Regions from separate parts of the Homo sapiens genome. Here region 1 is linked to region 2. A link is an interaction called in ENCODE POLR2A ChIA-PET data of the cell type or tissue named here. Cell type or tissue: CD4-positive, alpha-beta T cell. All regions are shown on one strand. Links, peaks and the distances in the headings refer to the core of each region. The heading gives the core; the rest is flanking DNA.

Region 1 (7,713 bases), core at 1,768-4,267, 52 kb before region 2:
CAGAGCTTCAGCTAGGCCTTGAATGATGGGTAGGCAGAATAGAGGAGGAGAGACATCCTAGATGGAGGGGGTAGAATTGCAAAACCAGGGTTGATGGTGCCAGCACATAAAGGGCTGGCAGGGTGGAGGGTCTATGATAGAGACCTATAGGAGATAAAGATAGAGTTGAAATTATGGGAGCCTCCATGTCTGTGGGAGATATAGAAGGAGGAGGTAACACCTCTCTCCTTTTGGGAGCTCTTATTGGTTTCTTGATCTATAAGTCAAGAAGGTTGTGAGTGGGAGCCACAGGGATGGTAATTTAGGCTGTAACCAACCTAGGCAGGAGTTCTGTTCTTTGTAGTCACTGAGGTCTTCTCATTCCTTAGGTCTTATTGGTCCTAAGGGAGACATCGGTGAAACCGGAGTACCCGGGGCTGAAGGTCCCCGAGGCTTTCCGGGAATCCAAGGCAGGAAAGGAGAACCTGGAGAAGGTGCCTATGTATACCGCTCAGCATTCAGTGTGGGATTGGAGACTTACGTTACTATCCCCAACATGCCCATTCGCTTTACCAAGATCTTCTACAATCAGCAAAACCACTATGATGGCTCCACTGGTAAATTCCACTGCAACATTCCTGGGCTGTACTACTTTGCCTACCACATCACAGTCTATATGAAGGATGTGAAGGTCAGCCTCTTCAAGAAGGACAAGGCTATGCTCTTCACCTATGATCAGTACCAGGAAAATAATGTGGACCAGGCCTCCGGCTCTGTGCTCCTGCATCTGGAGGTGGGCGACCAAGTCTGGCTCCAGGTGTATGGGGAAGGAGAGCGTAATGGACTCTATGCTGATAATGACAATGACTCCACCTTCACAGGCTTTCTTCTCTACCATGACACCAACTGATCACCACTAACTCAGAGCCTCCTCCAGGCCAAACAGCCCCAAAGTCAATTAAAGGCTTTCAGTACGGTTAGGAAGTTGATTATTATTTAGTTGGAGGCCTTTAGATATTATTCATTCATTTACTCATTCATTTATTCATTCATTCATCGAGTAACTTTAAAAAAATCATATGCTATGTTCCCAGTCCTGGGGAGCTTCACAAACATGACCAGATAACTGACTAGAAAGAAGTAGTTGACAGTGCTATTTTGTGCCCACTGTCTCTCCTGATGCTCATATCAATCCTATAAGGCACAGGGAACAAGCATTCTCCTGTTTTTACAGATTGTATCCTGAGGCTGAGAGAGTTAAGTGAATGTCTAAGGTCACACAGTATTAAGTGACAGTGCTAGAAATCAAACCCAGAGCTGTGGACTTTGTTCACTAGACTGTGCCCTTTTATAGAGGTACATGTTCTCTTTGGAGTGTTGGTAGGTGTCTGTTTCCCACCTCACCTGAGAGCCATTGAATTTGCCTTCCTCATGAATTAAAACCTCCCCCAAGCAGAGCTTCCTCAGAGAAAGTGGTTCTATGATGACGTCCTGTCTTGGAAGGACTACTACTCAATGGCCCCTGCACTACTCTACTTCCTCTTACCTATGTCCCTTCTCATGCCTTTCCCTCCAACGGGGAAAGCCAACTCCATCTCTAAGTGCCGAACTCATCCCTGTTCCTCAAGGCCACCTGGCCAGGAGCTTCTCTGATGTGATATCCACTTTTTTTTTTTTTGAGATGGAGTCTCACTCTGTCACCCAGGCTGGAGTACAGTGACACGACCTCGGCTCACTGCAGCCTCCTTCTCCTGGGTCCAAGCAATTATTGTGCCTCAGCCTCCCGAGTAGCTGAGACTTCAGGTGCATTCCACCACACATGGCTAATTTTTGTATTTTTAGTAGAAATGGGGTTTCGTCATGTTGGCCAGGCTGGTCTCGAACTCCTGGCCTAGGTGATCCACCCGCCTCGACCTCCCAAAGTGCTGGGATTACAGGCATGAGCCACCATGCCCAGTCGATATCTCACTTTTTATTTTGCCATGGATGAGAGTCCTGGGTGTGAGGAACACCTCCCACCAGGCTAGAGGCAACTGCCCAGGAAGGACTGTGCTTCCGTCACCTCTAAATCCCTTGCAGATCCTTGATAAATGCCTCATGAAGACCAATCTCTTGAATCCCATATCTACCCAGAATTAACTCCATTCCAGTCTCTGCATGTAATCAGTTTTATCCACAGAAACATTTTCATTTTAGGAAATCCCTGGTTTTAAGTATCAATCCTTGTTCAGCTGGACAATATGAATCTTTTCCACTGAAGTTAGGGATGACTGTGATTTTCAGAACACGTCCAGAATTTTTCATCAAGAAGGTAGCTTGAGCCTGAAATGCAAAACCCATGGAGGAATTCTGAAGCCATTGTCTCCTTGAGTACCAACAGGGTCAGGGAAGACTGGGCCTCCTGAATTTATTATTGTTCTTTAAGAATTACAGGTTGAGGTAGTTGATGGTGGTAAACATTCTCTCAGGAGACAATAACTCCAGTGATGTTCTTCAAAGATTTTAGCAAAAACAGAGTAAATAGCATTCTCTATCAATATATAAATTTAAAAAACTATCTTTTTGCTTACAGTTTTAAATTCTGAACAATTCTCTCTTATATGTGTATTGCTAATCATTAAGGTATTATTTTTTCCACATATAAAGCTTTGTCTTTTTGTTGTTGTTGTTGTTTTTAAGATGGAGTTTCCCTCTGTTGCCAGGCTAGAGTGCAGTGGCATGATCTCGGCTTACTGCAACCTTTGCCTCCCAGGTTCAAGCGATTCTTCTGCCTCAGCCTCCCGAGTAGCTGGGACCACAGGTGCCTACCACCATGCCAGGCTAATTTTTGTATTTTTAGTAAAGACAGGGTTTCACCATATTGGCCAGGCTGGTCTCGAACTCCTGACCTTGTGATCTGCCCGCCTCCATTTTTGTTGTTATTTTTTGAGAAAGATAGATATGAGGTTTAGAGAGGGATGAAGAGGTGAGAGTAAGCCTTGTGTTAGTCAGAACTCTGTGTTGTGAATGTCATTCACAACAGAAAACCCAAAATATTATGCAAACTACTGTAAGCAAGAAAAATAAAGGAAAAATGGAAACATTTATTCCTTTGCATAATAGAAATTACCAGAGTTGTTCTGTCTTTAGATAAGGTTTGAACCAAAGCTCAAAACAATCAAGACCCTTTTCTGTATGTCCTTCTGTTCTGCCTTCCGCAGTGTAGGCTTTACCCTCAGGTGCTACACAGTATAGTTCTAGGGTTTCCCTCCCGATATCAAAAAGACTGTGGCCTGCCCAGCTCTCGTATCCCCAAGCCACACCATCTGGCTAAATGGACATCATGTTTTCTGGTGATGCCCAAAGAGGAGAGAGGAAGCTCTCTTTCCCAGATGCCCCAGCAAGTGTAACCTTGCATCTCATTGCTCTGGCTGAGTTGTGTGCCTGTTTCTGACCAATCACTGAGTCAGGAGGATGAAATATTCATATTGACTTAATTGCAGCTTAAGTTAGGGGTATGTAGAGGTATTTTCCCTAAAGCAAAATTGGGACACTGTTATCAGAAATAGGAGAGTGGATGATAGATGCAAAATAATACCTGTCCACAACAAACTCTTAATGCTGTGTTTGAGCTTTCATGAGTTTCCCAGAGAGACATAGCTGGAAAATTCCTATTGATTTTCTCTAAAATTTCAACAAGTAGCTAAAGTCTGGCTATGCTCACAGTCTCACATCTGGTTGGGGTGGGCTCCTTACAGAACACGCTTTCACAGTTACCCTAAACTCTCTGGGGCAGGGTTATTCCTTTGTGGAACCAGAGGCACAGAGAGAGTCAACTGAGGCCAAAAGAGGCCTGAGAGAAACTGAGGTCAAGATTTCAGGATTAATGGTCCTGTGATGCTTTGAAGTACAATTGTGGATTTGTCCAATTCTCTTTAGTTCTGTCAGCTTTTGCTTCATATATTTTAGCGCTCTATTATTAGATATATACATGTTTAGTATTATGTCTTATTGGTGCATTTACTCTCTTATCATTATGTAATGTCCTTCTTTATCTGTGATAATTTTCTGTGTTCTGAAGTCTACTTTGTCTAAAAATAACATACGCACTCAACTTCCTTTTCTTTCTTCCTTCCTTTCTTTCTTCCTTCCTTTCTTTCTCTCTCTCTCTCTTTCCTTCCTTCCTTCCTCCTTTTCTTTCTCTCTCTCTCTCTCTCTCTTTTTTTGACAGACTCTCGTTCTGTGGCCCTGGCTGGAGTTCAGTGGTGTGATCTTGGCTCACTGCTACCTCTACCATGAGCAATTCTCCTGCCTCAGCCTCCCAAGTAGCTGGAACTACAGGCTCATGCCACTGCGCCCAGCTAATTTTTGTATTTTTCGTAGAGACGGGGTTTCACCACATTCGTCAGGTTGGTTTCAAACTCCTGACTTTGTGATCCACCCGCCTCGGCCTCCCAAAGTGCTGGGATTACAGGCATGAGCCATCACACCTGGTCAACTTTCTTTTGATTAGTGTTTTTGTGGTATATCTTTTTCCATCATGTTACTTTAAATATATCTATATTATTGTATTTAAAATGTGTTTCTTACAGACTGCATGTAGTTGGGTATAATTTTTATCCAGTCTAAAAATATCTGTCTTTTAATTGGTGTTTAGACAATTTATATTTAATAAAATTGTTGAATTTAAGATGGATGACTGTTTTATTTGTTTGCTGTTCACCACTTCTGTTTTATTCTCTTTCCAGAATTCTTTTGGATTGTTTAAATATTTCATAATATTTTATCTTAATTTATTTATTGGGTATTTGCCTATATCTCTTTGTGGTATTTTTTAGTGGTTGCTTGAGGGATTACAATGTACTTAACTTTTCACAGTGTGCATAAAGTTAATATTTTGCCACTTGCAGTAAACCGTAGAAGGCTTATAATCATATTAGTACCTCTATCCACTTTCTTTTATGTTGTAGTTGTCATATATATTACATCTATATACACTGAAACATTATAGGCAATGTTATGATTTTTGCATTCGTCAGTCATATATATATTTTAAAGAATTTAAGAGGAGAAAAATACATATTCAGATATTCATCATTTCCTTTGTTCTTTATTAATTTCTAATGTTCTGTGTTTCTCTCTGGTGTAATTTCTCCTCAACCTGAAAAACTTTATTGAGCATTTATTTTAAAGCAAGTCTGTTGATGATGAATTCTCTTAGTTTTTCTTCATCTGAGAATGCCTTCATCTTTTCTACATTCCTGAAATATATTTTTACTGGATATAGAATTCTCAGTTGACAGTTCTTTCTTCTAGCATTTTATTTTATTTAGTTTATTTTTTTCAGTGCATTAAAGATGTTTCTGTCTTCTGGGACCCATGGTGTGTGTGTATATATATATATATTTTTTTTTCTCTTTATCTCAAAGGCTCTATGGTTTCAGATGAGAAACCTGCAGTCATAGTTTTCCCTTATGTGTAATTTATAATTTTTTCTTCCAGCTGCTTTCAAGATGCTTTCTTTACCTCTGATTTTCAATAGTTTGATTATGATGTGTCTGGGTGTTTTCAACTTTCACCCATTTTAGGGTTCATTAAACTTCTTGAATCTATAAATATAGGTCTTTCAGCAAATTTAGGACATTTTCTGCAGACATTTTTTATTTTTATTTTTGAGATTTGAGTGTTGCTATGTTGCCCAGGCTGGTCTCAAACTTCTGGGCTCAAGTAATCCTCCTGCCTTGGCTTCCCAAAGTGCTGAGATTATAGGTCTGAGCCACTGGATTTTCTCACCCTCAGAACTGTGAGCCAACAAATTTCTGTTCTTTATAAATTGCCCAGTCTGTGGTATTCTGCTATAGCAGCACAAAATGGGCTAAGATACTGGGCCGACCAGATTCCTCCAGGAATACGAATTAGGATGGATGTAAAACATGCAGATTCAGGACTCATGGGTCCTTCTGCCCTGCAGTGTAGAACAAGAAGAGGCCCAGCTGTGAGAAAGGTAGAGGCTTTGAGAGAAACAGAATTGAAAGTCAGAGAGAGAGAGAGAGAGAGAGAGATCTTGGATGCTTTCTACTTTTTGGTTCAGTCCTTCCTGAGATTTAACTATATCCCAACCCACGGGGGCCGTAAGACACCAGTTCCTGTATTTTTATGCCATCTCTCCTTTTAATGTGAGTTAGCTTGTATTTATTTTATGTACATCTAGAAAGTACACAGGGGGCTGAGCGCAGTGGCTCATGCCTGTAATCCCAGCACTTTGGGAGACCAAGGTGGGCAGATCACTTGAGGTCAGGAGTTCGAGACCTGCCTGACCAACATGGTGAAACTAAAAATACAAAAATCAGCTGGTTGTGGTGGCGTGCACCTGTAATCCCAGCTACTTGAGAGGCTGAGGCAGGAGAATCACTTGACCTGGGAGACAGAAGTTGCAGTGAGCCAAGATAGTGCCACTGCACTTCGGCCTGGGCAACAGAGAAAGACTCTGCCTCAAAAAAACAAGTAAATAAAAATAAAAAGTACACAGGGTTGGAAATTAAACTGTGACTGTGCCCAGGCACCAAGCTCAGGCTCAGTTAGGAAGAAAACTTGGCAACAGGATAATAGAGTCAAGTCATTAGGCACCCATAAGATTACACCTAAAACCCTAGCTTCACTTACATGTATTTTATTAGCAATTAACCTCCTAGCTTAGAAATCCCTTGTGGACAGAGACTTTGTATTTCATCTTTGAATTCTTTACAAAGATCATTGATTTATTCAGTAAATATTTATTGTCTATTTTATACTGGGTACATCATAATCTTAAAAATAGAAATAATAATATAATTATCATTTTGAAGTAGCTGCTTGAAATACATTATTTTATTTACTCTTTACAACATCTTGTACATTAAATATCATTGACCCCATTGTTAGATAAGAAAACTGAAGCTTAGAGAAGATAATTAACTGGCTCAAAGCTGCAGCTAGTAAATTGTAGAGCAAAGATTCATAGCCAGAGCTGCCTGATACCAAAAGCTATGCTGTTATGAAAAATAAACCCCAATTTCATTGGACTTTTTTTCTTTATAGTTTCAAGACATTGGGGGATAGAGTTATACAACCTGTAGCCTTAATGTTAGCAATCCTGTAAATACCGGTAATGGAAGAACTTGCCTTTGTAAAATGAGTCATTCAATTTGTTATGTGGCAGAAAGTCCGGTTGTTTAAAGAAAATATGATGAAATGTCTCACTCATCTTTCACGTGGGCAAGTTCTGAGGACTGCACTGAGGTTCTTTGTAGTGTGGTGCTAGAAAATAAGGGCCTTCCAAAATAGTTTGTTCATGCCAGCTGAAATAGCTTAAGTCAATGCTCAACCTTTCTTTATCTAAAAAATTCTATAACTTAAGGCCAGGCACGGTGGCTCATGCCTGTAATCCCAGCACTTTGGGAGGCCGAGGCCAATGGATTACCTGAGATCAGGAGTTTGAGACCAGCCTGGGCAACATGGTGAAATCCCGTCTCTACTAAAAACACAAAAACTAGCCGGGCATGGTGGCTGGCGCCTGTAATCCCAGCTACTCAGGAGGCTGAGGCAGGAGAATCACTGGAACCTGGGAGGCGGAGGTTGCCGTGAGACAAGATAGTGCCATTGTACTCCAGCCTGGGCAACAGAGTGAGACTCCATCTCAAAACAAAACAAAACAAAACAAACAAAAAAAACTATAACTTAAAGATAGAATGTTATTTCCCTGGTATGATAAAGAAT
Region 2 (7,713 bases), core at 2,290-4,789:
GCCTTTTCTGCATCTATTGAGATAATCATGTGGTTTTTGTCATTGGTTCTGTTTATGTGATGGAGTACGTTTATTGATTTGCATATGTTTAAACAGCCTCGCATCCCAGGGATGAAGCCAACTTGATCTTGGTGGATAAGCTTTTTGATGTGCTGTTGGGTTTGGTTTGCCAGTATTTTATTGAGGATTTTCGCATGGATGTTCATCAGGAATATTGGCCTGTAATGTTCTTTTTTTTTGTTGTGTCTCTGCCAAGTTTTGGTATCAGGATGATGCTGGCCTCATAAAATGAGTTAGGGAGGATTCCCTCTTTTTCTATTGTTTGGAATCATTTCAAAAGGAATGGTACCAGCTCCTCGTTGTACCTCTGGTAGAATTCGGCTGTGAATCCGTCTGATTCTGGATTTTTTTTGGTTGGTAGATTATTAATTACTGCCTCAATTTCAGAGCCTGTTATTGGTCTATTCAGGGACTCGACTTCTTCCTGGTTTAGTCTTGAAAGGGTGTATGTGTCCAGGAATTTATCCATTTCTTCTAGATTTTCTAGTTTATTTGCACAGTGGTGTTTATAGTATTCTCTGATGGTAGCTTGTATTTCTGTGGGATCAGTGGTGATATCCCCTTTATCATTTTTTATTGCTTCTGTTTGATTCTTCTCTCTTTTCTTCTTTATTAGTCTGGCTAGCAGTCTATCTGTTTTGTTGATCTTTTCAAAAAACCAGCTTCTGGATTCATTTATTTTTTTGAAGGTGTTTTTGTGTCTTTATCTCCTTCAGTTCTGCTCTGATCTTAGCTATTTCTTGTCTTCTGCTAGCTGTTGAATTTGTTTGCCCTTGCTTCTCTAGTTATTTTAATTGTGATGTTAGGGTGTAAAGTTTAGATCGTTCCTGCTTTCTCTTGTGGGCATTTAGTGCTATAAATTTCCCTTTAAACACTGCTTTAAATGTGTCCCAGAGATTCTGGTATGTTGTGTGTTTGTTCTCATTGGTTTCAAAGTACATCTTTATTTCTGCCTTAATTTCATTATTTACCCAGTAGTCATTCAGGAGCAGGTTGTTCAGTTTCCATGTAGTTGTGTGGTTTTTAGTGAGTTTCTTAATCCTGAGTTTTAATTTGATTGCACTGTGGTCCGAGAGACTGTTACGACTTCCGTTCTTTTGCATTTGCTGAGGAGTGCTTTACTTTCAATTATGTGGTCAATTTTAGAATAAGTGTGATGTGGTGCTGAGAAGAATGTATATTCTGTTTATTTTGGGTGGAGAGTTCTGTAGATATCTATTAGGTCTATTGTTCCAGAGCTGAGTTCAAGTCCTGAATATCCTTGTTAATTTTGTCTCATTGATCTGTCTAATATTGACAGTGGAGTGTTAAAGTCTCCCATTATTATTGTGTGGGAGTCTAAGTTTCTTTGTAGGTCTCTAAGAACTTGCTTTATGAATCTGGGTGCTCCCGTATTGGGTGCATATATATTTAGCGTAGTTAGCCCTTCTTGTTGCATTGATTTCTTTACGATTGTGTAATACCCTTCATTGTCTCTTTTGATCTTTGTTGGTTTAAAGTCTGTTTTATCAGAGACTAGGACTTCAACCCCTGCTTTTTTTTGCTTTCCATTTGCTTGGTAAATATTCTTCCATCCCTTTCTTTTGAGCCTATGTGTGTCTCTGCACATGAGATGGGTCTCCTGAATACAGCACCATTGATGGATCTTGACTCTTTATCCAATTTGCCAGTCTGTGTCTTTTAATCGGGGCATTTAGCCCGTTTACATTTAAGGTTAATATTGTTATGTGTAAATTTAATTCTGTCATTATGGTGCTAGCTGGTTATTTTGCCTGTTAGTTGGTGCAGTTTCTTCATAGTGTCGATGGTCTTTACAATTTGGTATGTTTTTGCAGTGGCTGGTACCGGTTGTTCCTTTCCACATTTAGTGCTTCCTTCAGGAGCTCTTGTAAGGCAGGCCTGGTGGTGACAAAATCTCTCAGCATTTGCTTGTCTGAAAAGGATTTTACTTCTTCACTTATGAAGCTCAGTTTGGCTGGATATGAAATTCTTGGTTGAAAATTCTTCAAGAATGTTGAATATTGGCCCCCATTCTCTTCTGGCTTGTAGGGTTTCTGCTGAGAGATCCGCTGTTAGTCTGATGGTTTTCCCTTTGTGGGTAAGCCGACCTTTCTCTCTGGCTGCCTTAACATTTTTTCCTTCATGTCAACCTTGGTGAATTTGACGATTGTGTGTCTTGGGGTTGCTCTTCTGGAGGAGTATCTTTATGGTGTTCTCTGTATTACCTGAATTTGAATGTTGGCCTGCCTTGCTAGGTTGGGGAAGTTCTCCTGCATAATATCCTGAAGAGTGTGTTCCAACTTGGTTCCATTCTCCCCATCACTTTCAGGTACACCAATGAAACGTAGATTTGGTCTTTTCACATAGTCCCATATTTCTTGGAGGCTTTGTTTGTTTCTTTTCATTCTTTGAAAATACTATAGTATTAAATAATGATAATTATAACAAATCTTGTCTTCTCACTTTATTTCATTAAGTTCATCTTCAATCTGTGATATCCTTTCTTCTGCTTGATTGATTAGGCTATTGATACTTGTGTATGCTTCACGAAGTTCTGGTGCTGTGTTTTTTAGCTCCATCAGGTCATTTATGTTCTTCTATAAACTAGTTATTCTAGTTAGCAATTCATCTAACCTTTTTTCAAGGTTCTTAGCTTCCTTGCATTGGATTAGAACATGCTCCTTTAACTCGGAGGAATTTGTTATTACCCATCTTCTAAAGCCTACTTCTGTCAATTCGTCAAACCCATTCTCCGTCCAGATTTGTTCCCTTGCTGGCAAAGAGTTGTGATCCTTTGGAGGAGAATAGGCATTCTGGTTTTTGGAATTTTCAGCCTTTTTGTGCTGGTTTATCCCCATCTTCATGGATTTATCTACCTTTGGTCTTGGATGTTGGTGACCTTCGGATGGGGTTTTTGTGTGGACATCCTCTTTGTTGATGTTGATGCTATTCTTTTCTGTTTGTTAGTTTTCCTCCTAACAGTCAGGCCCCTCTGCTGCAGGTCTGCTGGAGTTTGCTGGAGGTCCACACCAGACCCTGTTTGCCTGGATATCACCAGCAGAGGCTGCAGAACAGCAGATTGCTGCCTGTTTCTTCCTCTGGAAGCTTTGTCCCAGAGGGACACCTGCCAGATGCCAGCCAGAGCTCTCCTGTATGAGGTGTCTGTCGGCCCCTACTGGGAGGTGTCTTCCAGTCAGGATACACAGGGGTCAGGGACCCACTTGAGGAGGCAGTATGACCCTTATCAGAGCTCGAACGCTGTGCTGGGAGGTCCACTGCTCTCTTCAGAGCCATCAGGCAGGGACGTTTGAGTCTGCTGAAGCTGCACCCACAGCTGCCCTTTCCCTCAGGTGCTCTGTCCCAGGGAGATGGGGGTTTTATCTGTAAGTCCCTGACTGGGGCTGCTGCCTTTTTTTCAGAGATGTGCTGCCCAGAGAGGAGGAATCTAGAGAGGCAGTCTGGCTACAGTGGCCCTGCTGAGCTGCGGTGGGCTCCACCCAGTTTGAACTTCCTGGCGGTTTTGTTTACACTGTGAGGGTAAAACCACCTACCCAAGCCTCAGCAATGGCGGATGCTCCTCCCCCGACGAAGCTTGAATGTCCCAGGTCAACTTCAGACTGCTGCGCTGGCAGCGAGAATCTCAAGCCAGTGGATCTTAGCTTGCTGGGCTCCGTGGGGGTGGGACCCTCTGAGCTAGAACACTTGGTTCCCAGGCTTCAGCCCCCTTTCCAGGGGAGTGAACGGTTCTGTCTCGCTGGCATTCCAGGTGCCTCTGGGGTATGAAAAAACAACTCCTGTAGCTAGCTCAATGTCTGCCCAAACGGCCACCCGGTTTTGTGCTTGAAATCCAGGGCCCTGGTGGCATGGGCAACTGGAGGGAATCTCCTGGTCTGCAGGTTGCAAAGACCATGTGAAAAGCACAGTATCTGGGCCAGAGTGCTCTGTTGGCCACGGCACAGTCCCTCACGGCTTCCCTTGGCTAGGGGAGGCAAATCCCCCGACCGCTTGTGCTTCCTGTGCTTCCTGGGTGAGGCTACACCCCACCCTGCTTTGGCTCGCTCTTCGTGGGCTGCACCCACTATCCAACCAGTCCCTGTGAGATGAACTGGGTACCTCAGTTGGAAATGAAGAAATCTCCTGCCTTCTGCATGATCTCACTGGGAGCTGCAGACCGGAGCTTTTCCTATTCGGCCATCTTGCCAGCACCAATTTTTTTTTCATTTTCAGTAGAGGCGAGGTTTCCCCATGTTGGCCAGGCTGGTCTTGAACTCCTGACCTCAGGTGATCCACCCGCCTCGGCCTCCCGAAGTGCTGGGATTACAGGCATGAGCCATTGCGCCTGGCCTATCATAACATTTTTAATATCATATTATAGTATTAAATAAAGATAATTACCATTATTATAACAGCGAACATCTATGCACTACTTGCTGGACACTGTGTCAAGCACTTTAAATGCATCGTAATTTCTGGCATATTAATTTATTAATCATATTAAGTCTTCAAGTTCCTTAACCTCAGGGTATGGGAGGTAAGAGAGCAGTAAGGTTCATAGTTTTTCTTTTTCTTTCTATTTATTTATTTATTTATTTATTTTTGAGATGGAGTTTCACTCTTGTCTCCCAGGCTGGAGTGCGATGGTGCGATCTCAGCTCACTGCAAACTTCGCCTCCCGGGTTCAAGCAATTCTCCTGCCTCAGCCTCCTGAATAGCTGGGATTACAGGCATGTGCTACCACGCTCAGCTAATTTTGTATTTTTAGTAGAGATGGGGTTTCTCCATGTTGGTCAGGCTGGTCTCGAATTCCTGACCTCAGGTGATCCTCCCGCCCTGACCTCCCAAAGTGCTGGGATTACCAGTGTAAGCCACCGCATCCAGCCTATTTATTTGTTTTTTGAGAGTGAGTCTCATTCTGTAACCAGGCTAGAGTGCAGTGGTGTGATCTCGACTCACTGCAACCTCCACCTCCTGGGCTCAAGCGATTCTCCTGACTCAGCTTCCCAAGTAGCTAGGATTACAGCATGTGCCACCATGCCCAGCTAATTTTTGTATTTTTAGTAGAGACAGGGTTTCACCATGTTGGCCTGGCTGGTCTTGAATTCCTGACCTCAAGTGATCCACCTGTCTCGGCCTCTCAAAGTGTTGGGATTACACGTATGAGCCACCATGCCCGGCCAGGTTCGTAGTTTTTAAAGTTTGGAAGATACGAGTTCCCATCCCAGCTTCAATCTATGCGAATTTAAACAAGTTTCCCATTTCTCTTGCTCAAAAAAATGGTTGTTGGGCTTTTTTTGTTTTTTAACCAAAGTGATAACATGATATCCAGAAAAGTAGAAAGAAGAAAACAATAAATTACCTCCATATCCCACCATTTAGAAATAAAATTAAAATTTGTGAGCATGCTTATAGATATTTCCAAGTGGATTTGTATGTTAGAATGATACATAAATAAATTCAAAACTAATAACCTAGGATTATATTCTATATTCTGTTGTTTAAAAGTGAAAAAAGAGGTCCTGACGCAGTGGCACACACACCTGTAATCCCAGCAGTTTGGGAGGCCGAGACAGGTGGATCAGGAGTTCGAAACCAGCCTGGCCAACATGGCAAAACTCCAACTCTACTAAATTACAAAAATTAGCCAGGCGTGGTGGCATGCTCCCATAATTCCAGCTACTCGGGAGGTTGTGGCAGCAGAAATACTTGAGCCTGGGAGGTGGAGGTGGCAGTGAGCCGAGAATGCACCACTACACTCCAGCCTGGGCGACAGAGCAAGACTCCGTCTCAAAAAAAGAAAAAAAAAAGTGAAAAAAGGATTGCTGAGATTCAGGTAATGTTTCTTTACCATGAGAGATATTGGGATATTGGCTACTCTTTTAAACCCTTTAAGCAGGGCCCCACCCTGGGTCCAGCAGGCTATATATTAACCTACACAGGCAGTTTGATTGGCTTCACACAGTTAATTTAAAGAAATAGAAACTAGGCTGAGCGTGGTGGCTCATGCCTGTAATCCCAGCACTTTGGGAGGCTGAGGTGGGTGTATCACGAAGTCAGGAGATCGAGACCATCCTGGCTAACACGGTGAAACCCCGTCTCTACTAAAAATACAAAAAATTAGCCGTCTAATTTAGTCTCGCTCTGTTGCCCAGGCTGGAGTGCAGTGGTGCGATCTCGGCTCAGTGCAAGCTCTGCCTTCCGGGTTCACGCCATTCTCCTGCCTCAGCCTCCTGAGTAGCTGGGACTACAGGCGCCCGCCACCACGCCTGGCTAATTTTTTGTATTTTTAGTAGAGACGGGGTTTCACGGTGTTAGCCAGGATGGTCTCGATCTCCTGACCTCGTGATCCACCCGCGTCGGCCTCCCAAAGTGCTGGGATTACAGGCGTGAGCCACCAAACCCGGCCACATTGCACTGCTCTTTAGAGAAAAATCTGATTTTTTAAAAAACCCTGAGAGGTGACTGGATTTTTCTTTCTGAATATTTAAAGAATTTTTTTTTTTGCCTTCAACTTTAACAGGCATACGCCTAAATATCTTTTTTCAACCAATATTGTTGGAAAACAATGCATCTTCTTGAGTGAAAAACAGAATCACTTTGGAGAGATTTTCCTGTATTACATTTCTAGATAATTTCCCTAGTTAATTGTTGTAACTCTTATTTCCAGGACAGTAGTAGTTGTTATGTTAGGTGGTTTTTATCATCTATTCTTTACATGTCTTAAATTCCTTATCCTTTCTTTCTATTTTCATTATGATTATACCAAGCCTTCCTTCCACAAAAATAATTTGATGCTCGGTTGGTTCTATTGTGTTACTTGGTTATTTTTCTAGGTTATTTGTTAGATGTAAATTGGGATTTTGCTACACAACTTGTTTCTTTAGTACTTTAATCTCCCTTTTAATCTTATGCTGTTATTTTATCCTTTTGTCTTTGTGTTCTTATTTTGTTAAAATCGTATACTTTATTAGAATGTGATATATGTCTGAAGAGTGATAAATTCACAATGAGTATTGCACTGTTCCTTGGCTTGGGCTACGTTTTCTTCCAGATTGGATTACTTTTCTCTATATCGAATGCTTTCATAGCTTCTGCCCTGTTTCTTTTTGTTATCTAGCCCGTGATTGACACAGACGGTTTGGTAATCTCGTTCCATTATTTGGTTATATGTGGGTGACTTCTCCTTGAAGCCCTTCTATCATGTGTAAAACCCAGTAGTCGCCGGGCGCGGTGGCTCACGCCTGTAATCCCAGCACTTTGGGAGGCCGAGGCGGGCGGATCACGAGGTCAGGAGATCGAGACCATCCTGGCTAAAACGGTGAAACCCCGTCTCTACTAAAAACACACAAAAAAAATTAGCCGGGCGTAGTGGCGCGCGCCTGTAGTCCCAGCTACTTGGGAGGCTGAGGCAGGAGAATGGCGTGAACCCGGGAGGCGGAGCTTGCAGTGAGCCGAGATCCCGCCACTGCACTCCAGCCTGGGCGACAGAGCGAGACTCCGTCTCAAAAAAAAAAAACAAAAAAAAACCCAGTAGTCTTTCCATCAGGACTACAGGGGCTGCTTGCTGTCTACATTTCCGTAATTTGAGGGCATAGGGAAGGCATGGAGCTGCGCACAGCCCTTGCTAGAGGACCTGGGCATGACACTTTCTGAGAT

The links. ChIA-PET counts read pairs that join two places held together with the same protein. Peaks named below come from ENCODE experiments on the same cell type or tissue, not always from the same donor. Only the 100,000 strongest peaks of a DNase experiment are listed, where the experiment ranks them.
Region 1: POLR2A ChIA-PET joins it to region 2 with 6 read pairs; 8 of 35 experiments call an interaction of 5 or more read pairs at or near these places.

Annotation. Positions count from the first base shown.
Region 1 is chr3:186,853,816-186,861,528 of GRCh38, forward strand. ADIPOQ (adiponectin, C1Q and collagen domain containing) reads left to right here. Exons shown (of 3, transcript NM_004797.4): 3 at 369-4,648. The coding sequence ends at 889. ADIPOQ-AS1 (ADIPOQ antisense RNA 1) reads right to left here and starts at 7,553. Exons shown (of 4, transcript NR_046662.2): 1 at 7,418-7,553; 2 at 318-2,301; 3 at 1-57. RefSeq lists an enhancer at 7,065-7,359. In CD4-positive, alpha-beta T cell, for the core only: no CTCF peak of the experiment used is centred there; no DNase peak of the experiment used is centred there.
Region 2 is chr3:186,905,744-186,913,456 of GRCh38, forward strand. No RefSeq gene overlaps it. Among named protein-coding and RNA genes, the nearest start is that of ST6GAL1, 21 kb to the right of the region's middle. RefSeq lists enhancers at 3,190-3,885, 3,648-3,747, 3,818-3,867, 3,886-4,580. In CD4-positive, alpha-beta T cell, for the core only: no CTCF peak of the experiment used is centred there; DNase peaks (open chromatin) are centred at 3,588 and 3,958; H3K4me3 peaks cover 799 bases; H3K27ac peaks cover 1,436 bases.